Linked DNA regions of Homo sapiens: region 1 is linked to region 2. Evidence: read pairs that join two places in POLR2A ChIA-PET (ENCODE). Cell type or tissue: OCI-LY7. All regions are shown on one strand.

Evidence for each region. ChIA-PET counts read pairs that join two places held together with the same protein. Peaks named below come from ENCODE experiments on the same cell type or tissue, not always from the same donor. Only the 100,000 strongest peaks of a DNase experiment are listed, where the experiment ranks them.
Region 1: POLR2A ChIA-PET joins it to region 2 with 5 read pairs; 1 of 35 experiments calls an interaction of 5 or more read pairs at or near these places.

The regions. Positions count from the first base shown.
Region 1 is chr1:67,047,226-67,051,225 of GRCh38, reverse strand. It overlaps SLC35D1 (solute carrier family 35 member D1), which reads left to right. Exons shown (of 12, transcript NM_015139.3): 5 at 722-793; 6 at 1,376-1,444; 7 at 3,859-3,961. Among named protein-coding and RNA genes, the nearest start is that of SLC35D1, 4.9 kb to the left of the region's middle. In OCI-LY7, no CTCF peak of the experiment used is centred here; no DNase peak of the experiment used is centred here; H3K4me3 peaks cover 148 bases.
Region 2 is chr1:66,756,702-66,760,701 of GRCh38, reverse strand. All of the region lies in intron 2 of DYNLT5 (dynein light chain Tctex-type family member 5), which reads right to left. Among named protein-coding and RNA genes, the nearest start is that of DYNLT5, 6.2 kb to the right of the region's middle. In OCI-LY7, no CTCF peak of the experiment used is centred here; a DNase peak (open chromatin) is centred at 2,381; H3K4me3 peaks cover 741 bases; H3K27ac peaks cover 2,098 bases.

The DNA.
Region 1 (4,000 bases), 290 kb before region 2:
CCTGACAGAATGACCGAGATGATATCTCTGAAGAGGGTTCCAAGGAAGTCAGATTTATCATGGGTGGGACATTTTTTTCCATTTCATTACCCACCAGGAAAGAAATGCAGGCCTTCTGCAAAGTGCTGCTTGTGTAGAGTTTGCTTTTTTTCATCCATCTCATCCAACCATTCATTCACACCTATCTTTGATTGCCAGCTAAGTATAAGGCACTTTGGAGTGAGATAAGATATATTCAGAAATAACTATATTGCAAGAGGCTGTATGTTTGATTAGTACAAGCAAAATGCTCTGGGAATTTAGATGAAGACAAAATTACATCCACAAAAGGACAGTCAAGGCATTTCATGGGGTAAGATTTTCATAGATGGTTTTTGGGTGGTCTAGGGGGTGGGAAGGGAGGTCAGACTAGTGAAAAAATGAGAAGGAAGCCTTTTTCTATTAAAAACTGACATATTTACAGCTTAGGGTTTTGCATAATTAGAATAAAGTTTTGTAGTTAATTTAATGTTTCTCACTTCTAGTAGTTTTTTAAAAGCAACTGTTGTAGGCTTTCAAGTAGGAATTGCTTCTAGAGAGAAGCAGGGGTTTAACCATAAATTAATTTGTATGGAATTTCCATAATGGAAGAATAGCATTATTTTAACTACCAATTTGGAAAATCTTAGTTTAAAACAAATTGTTAAATTCTATTTTACCTAATTATCTTTTTTTTTTCCAGCTTGCCAATGTTTACAGTTCTGAGAAGGTTCTCCATCCTGTTTACAATGTTTGCTGAAGGAGTTTTACTCAAGTGAGCTAAGTTTCTAATATATCTGTTCTTTAAATCACCTTGAAAAGGTGCCCAGCATATGTGAGATATTAAATTATTTGTCTTGTTCCTACCTTACCTTTTGAGAAGTTTAAGCAACCCTCTCTCTTGGCTGCTGGAATTGATAGTTTGTGGGAGTGGTAGTTGGGAAGGTTATGAATTAGAGTTGAAAATCTTATCTGAACGTGAGATTTACTTTCTAGAATTTCTGTACTACTGCCACCGGGAGAAGCTGGATCAGAATCATAGGTATAGGTTTTAAATAGTGTTCATGTCTAGCTCCAAATGAATGTGACATTTTTCTGTTAAAGAAATTCTGCTTCACAAAAATTCAAACTCACTAATAATGACAATAGGTGAAAATTTTAAAAGTGGGTGTAATAACTTATATAACAATAAATTTTTGCTTTATCAAAGGGGTTCTTTTAAATATCAGTTTCTCAGAAATGTTTAAAATACGATTGTTTATAGCTTTTGAGAAAGCATATCCCATTTTTTGCTTCTGTTGTAAAATGAGTGTGGGAATAAAGTCATGTGTGTATTTTAAAATTTTTTGTTTTGTAGGAAGACTTTTTCTTGGGGTATTAAAATGACTGTATTTGCAATGATTATTGGAGCCTTTGTAGCTGCCAGGTAAGATGTGGGCCTATGACTAGCACATTATAAATTGTCAATAATTATTGATAATAAATGATTGCTTATCAATAACAATTTTTTATTGCCTAAATAAGAATTATATCTTTGAAAAGCATCTAGAAGACTCTTGAAAAGGTTAAATCTTTTTGGCTGTATTAAGATAAAGGTTGACAAAAATAAGATTCTTGGGATTGTTAAAATTTAAATTGATGTAATTTAGAATTTGTTACTGTCGTTGTGCTGAGCACATAGCATGTGCCACACAATATGTTTGGCATTTTACACATCTTATTATGTATTCTTCACAACACCTCTGAGAGGTATGGGTATAATTTTCCTATTTTATAGTTGAAGAAACTAAAACTTAAGTTCAATAACTTACTTAAGGTCACAGAGCTAATGGCAGAGCTGAAATTTGAATCTGTGGCTTTCTTCAGAGCCTGTGTGTTTTTATAAACCATGTGGCATTTCTTTTTTTTTTTTTTGAGACGGAGTCTTGCTCTGTCGCCCAGGCTGGAGTCCAGTAGTGGGCTCTCGGCTCACTGCAAGCTCCGCCTCCCAGGTTTACGCCATTCTCCTGCCTCAGCCTCCCGAGTAGCTGGGACTACAGGTGTCTGCCACCACACCCAGCTAATTTTTTGTATTCTTAGTAGACACGGAGTTTCACCATGTTAGCCAGGATGGTCTCGATCTCCTGACCTCGTGATCCGCCTGCCTTGGCCTCCCAAAGTGCTGGGATTACAGGCGTGAGCCACCGCGCCTGGCCTGGCGTTCCTTAATTTTGCATGCTGCTAAAGAAAAGCATGTCTCCTCTTCTGTGAGGTGAGGAAAATGACTATGAAACATTTGCTTGCCTTTTCGAATAATGAACAATAACATTGCTTTAATTGGCCTCACATAAGATATGTCACAAATGCCATAACTTAGATATTCTATTAGGTTATTAAAGCTTTTCCCATTTTTCTTAAGTTTTAGTTTTAAAATACATGAGGAAAATGTATACCCACAGACCTAGAAAATTATAATGATGCTAGAAGTCTTCTACAACATTTTAATCAGCCCAGGGCATGCATATATGTATTTACTAATGCCACACATTCTGCCAGACATATGTTTTCCATCCAGGAGTTCCAGTGTACTTCTTGAATTGACTCATTTACCTTCATCACATTCCTGTAGTATAGGTGGAAGAAAATATTATCAGTCCAGTCCTGTTTTACAAGTCCAATCTCCAAGTAAAATTTCATTCTAAAAAAAAGAGAGTGGCGTAATTGGTTACTAGAAATTGGCTATATAGCTAACTGCTTTTCCTTCTATGTCATATTCCCCCCTTGGAGAAAAATTCTATGCTAGCCTCCTACCTTTCTTTTTAGAGGTGCCCTGCTAGTCTTTGAAACATTTCCTTGAAGCTGATGGGACCCAAAATTGTACCAAACAACAGGGGTTCCTCAGGGCTTTCTTGTGTCTACAAAAACTTCTGAAAAGGATTACTGTCTGGACCAGCCTTATCTGGTTAGACCCTTTGACTTGGAAAAAGATTGAAAGGAAGGGAACTCAGACCTCTGAAGTCAGTCAGAAGGTTGTTAGACTGCTTGGGGTAGGGAGTGTGCATTAAGTTAGTCCTGCCTAAAATTGCAGTGGCATAGAACTCATTAGATAAGTCTTGGCTCCTATACAGTATCTCTGCAAAATCAGAGTCTGTGCAGCCACTATTTTAGCTAGGGTGCTGAAGTATGCTGAAGGCATACCTTTCTCAGATTTTCATTTATTCTGTTTAATTTACTAAATTCTTATCTCGTGCCTGGTACTCTAAGTTCCAGAAATTTTCAGTTTCCCTAAACCCCCAAGTTATACTTCACAGGTTCATTGAGCTATTGTTTAAGTATTTGAGTTCCTGCTATGTGCTTAGACATTGTTCTAGCTTGATCTCAGAACTAACCATGATCCACACTTCAGAAATTTCACCCAGGGGCCCAACTACCTATGCAAGATAGTCCTACCTTTCATGTGGACCTTCAGAAAATGACTTGTTAATGGCCTCATCCTTTTGGTTTTCTTGTCTATGAAATTGAGCTCTGCCTGCTTCTGCCTGCTTCACAGATGTACTTAATGGTAATTTGGTGCTTGTTGTCATCTGGCTTTGAATGCAGAGCGGTGTGCTATTAAATGACATGAATGACCGTTGCTAATTATGTGTTTAAATGTTAGTGCCTCTTATTTCTGAGGAATCCCTTATTGAGGTGAAATTGCAAACTATGACCAGAAATCAAGAAATACTAGTAGCTGATAAAATGCCTAATATTCACTTCCCTAGATGAGAATATGTTCTTGTAAATATTTTAGCTTATATCTATTTAAAATTAAATGCATGTTCTTTAAGTTGTTCTTAAAGTGTTGCTTATGTTTTGCAGCTCTGACTTGGCATTTGATCTGGAAGGATATGCTTTTATTCTGATAAACGATGTCCTAACAGCAGCAAATGGTGCATACGTAAAACAAAAATTAGATTCAAAAGTAAGTAGCAATCTAAAGCTTTAACAGTTGTGTACTGAT
Region 2 (4,000 bases):
TGAATACCTCTACAAAGCTGTGGAGATCATCAAGGAGGAGTGTGGCCTATTACAACAGATTTCCAACACAAATGAAACTGTTCTTTTGGGTTTTTTAAAAATAGATGCACAATGGAATGTGTCAGCATGGAGGTAAAGGTATACATTAAGAAAATCTGAACAAGCATTTTTCTATTTGCTGTAAATGCATCTTATGTCTATAAGAGGAAAGCCCCTAGTCAACCTGGACTTAACACATGCATGGACCTGTGAACCTAACTTGTTCGTGAGCAAAAGAAACTTGCTTGCTCAGGAATTGATAAAATGCAACAATTATTCATTCGATGATCACAAAATATGTACTGAGTGACTATTATATGCCAGGCACTATTTTAGGTCTTTGGGATGCAATACTGGAAAAAAAACAAAAACAAAAACAAACTATGGTCTCTGCTCTCATGGAACTGTTACTTTAGTAAGGCAAGACAGAGAATAGACAATAAAATACTAAACAAGCAAATTATATATTATGATAAAAGGTGATACATGCCTCAGGGAAGAGAAAAAATAGAGCAGGTTAAGGGAGTTTGGAAGTGGGTGGAGGAGAAGATGTGATGTGCAATTTCAAATGAAGTGGTCAAGGTAGGCCTTCATGAACAAAGAAAGGAGGTGAGGAAATGAACCACATGGATGGCTGAGGGAAAGGTATACTAGGAAGAGAGAACAGCACATGCAAATGCTTTGAGACAGGAGGCTGCTAGTGTGTTTGAGAAAATGCATAGAGACAAGTAGCAGAGGGAGGAAGAAGAAAAGGAGTGAAAGAAGATAAAGTTGCAAAGGTATCAGGTAGCTAGATCATGTAGGGCTTTGTGAGCCATTATTCTGTAAGCTCTTACTCTGATAAAGCAGACACACCCCTGTATTTTCTAAAAACCATTAACTTTCTTTGCCAAATGGCGATATCAGGTTTTACTCTCACATGCCTTGCCAACATTTGGTATTATTCTCTTTTCTTCTGTTTTGCCATTTGGATGGGTGCAAAATGGTATTTTGTTTTAATTTATATTTTTTCTGCTTGAAAGTGAGTTTTAGCACCTCTTCATATTCTGCTTAGCTATTTGGGCTTTGTTTCTGAAAATTGCTGTCTTCTTTGACTATTTTAAAAATTGTTTTCCTAGCATAAGTTGTTAATGTACAGGGTTTAAAAAAACGTGTATGTATCTTCAGCCAGCCTATTAATTATGTCTATTGTATCCTTTGTTGAGCAGAAGCCCTAGATTTTATTGTGGTTATATTTATCCAAAAATTATTTTGCTCTATGGTGTGAGTTTTCATTTTGGGATCTTCTTTCAGAAATCTTTCCTTACTCCTAGAACATAAAGATATGGGCCTGTGCTTTCTTCTCTTAGCTTTGTTAATAGATTCCCACATTTTGGTCTTCCATCTGGAGTTTACCTATGCAAAGCATATAAGGTAGGAGGCCAGCTTCATTTTCCTCCCTATAATGAGCCAGTTTTCTGCCAACACAATCTATCATTTCCCCATTTACAAACATAAATGGGGATAAAAATATCTTGTCTGTTTAACTTACACAGATATTGTATGTGAAATGGCTTAATAACCTAAAATGACAATACAATATTAGTTGTTATTGTGGTTTCATTTGGAAACATGGCCATTTCAGTTTTCCCAAACTATTTTCTCTTTTTGGGGGAGGCTATATCTCAGGTAGGTCTTGTTGGGGGCTTTAGTTTAACATACATGGTGATACAACTTATCTCCTAACTCTGATCTTCTAATCTCTAGCCTTCTCCTTCAGGTATCAAAATGAAGAAATTGTTCTGGCAGCACCATTTTCAATTGCCCGTAAACAGCTCACAGTAGTATAGATTGAATGATAGAATAAATTCATTACTGTTGAAATGAAGTAATGAATGCAATCATTTCCATTTTGGTCACTTTTACTGGCAAGACCTAGACAATGTGAAAAAAGTTACCAGGCAGCTCTCAGTTTCCCTGAAAAATGAACTTATCTAAATTAGAAACCTGTAGTTATTCACCTTTATATGCCTAATATGTGGCACAGTAATTGGCACATAGAAGCTAATAAATCCTGAATAAATGAAGAAATACATATAGTGTGGCCTAACTGGTATGTTAGATGCCATCAGTGGGTTCACACGGGGAGCTGTGGGATCCATACAGAAAGTTCTGGTAACATGACATCACTGTAATTTTGGTTTGAGGCAAAGGAGAGAATGTTCAGCCCCCAACCTTGTCCCTAATCTACTAGTGGAACTCCTGGCCTCACAGATAACAAGCCTAGACATCATGTCACATGATCCTGTGAAAGTAACTTGACCTCATAGCTTCTGTTTCCATTTTAAGGAAATGAGAGAAGCACATCTGTTCAAACACTGTTCAGTGTCTGCCAAAGTCTGAGCTTCCAATAAGAAAGATGTAATTGTAAAGACCTGCTCTTACTGTGGACGGGAAACAGAAGGTTCTGGTGAATGAACAGAATAGTTTTATTAATGCAAATCACACATGGATTGCCAATTTTCAGGAAATGAAAATACTCAACTAATAAACAAAAGCCCATTTTTGCTGCTTGTTAATTCTGTAGCTTTGGAGCCTCAATCTCTCTAAGCTTCTGCTTCTTCATTTGTCGAATGGGGGAGATAATAACATCTATCTTTATAGAGCAGGAGTTGGCAAACATTTCTGTAAAAGGCCAAATAGCAGATATTTTTGGATTTGCAGGCCCTACGGTTTCTATTGTAACTACTCAACTCTGCTGTTACAGTGCGAAAGTGGCCAGAGACAACGCACAAGTGAATAGGAATGGCTGTGTCCTAATAAACTTTATGCATATAGAGATTTGAATTTCTTGTTATTTTTACATGCTGCAAAAAAAACTGTTCCCCTTTTGATTTTTTTCACCTATGTAAAAATCGTATTTAGCAAAACAGATGCAGATTGGAATAGGCCCTTGGGTCATAGTTTGCCAACTCCTATTATGGAGCTTCTATGATACATAAATAAGGTTCATCGCAAGGGCCCTATAAATGTTAGCTATTATCATCCTTATTATTATAAATTGTTCAGGTAAAAAATAATTTGAAATTACAGATGGAGTATGATGACCACTGTGTAGTGTACTGTCTGGACTCAGACAGCATGGGTCTGATATATGTATGTCCAGGTCTAACAGAAATATGCCAACACACTAACAGTTAGGATAATAAGATCCAGCTTAAGATGTTTCTGTTTTTTCTTTAATAAAACATAAAAATTACATTAAATTGAAAAGATAACTTAAAAACAGACCCAATCTTGAAAACAGTTCACAATAATATTTAATATAAATTTAATCTTCTTTTTGTAATTCAGAAGGCATTTCAGATATTTATTCTGTCTGGGGATCATTGTTAAGCATTAGTTACAACTGTGGAAGACTGTAGACATGGAAACCAAGACTGTAGGGCTAAATCTGTGCTGATCTTATACCACATATAAGAAGCAGCTTTTCAAGGAGGTCTACCTTTACTCTTCATGTCCTCCTTATAAGTGTGGTTACCGCTAAAAAGACAAATAAGTCCATAGTCTGTTGAAAGAGATAGACAAGCAAATCACCAAATATAGTGCATATCGAAGGCAAAAGCAGTAGGAGAAGAAAGGCAGATCATCCAATGCAGTCTGGAGGTAAAGGTGGTCATAGATGAGTAATTAGAGAGCACTTCCCAAAAAGGTGGAGATGGAGCGAAATTCTGATGGAAGAAGTGAAGAAAGCCAGGGGAATAGTGTAAGAAGAGCATTGCAGGCAAGGAGTCGGGGTACCCCATGGGGAAGCAACATGGGGCAATGGCTGGGGGCCAGATAGAGCACTGAGGAATAACTGAGTATAGCTGGAGGGGATGATGCCCGCAAGATGGTGGGGAAGATGGTGCTATGGAAGTAGATAGGGGTCTGTGGACTTTGTATCTCATAGTCAGGATTTGGGACTGTATCCTAATCATTA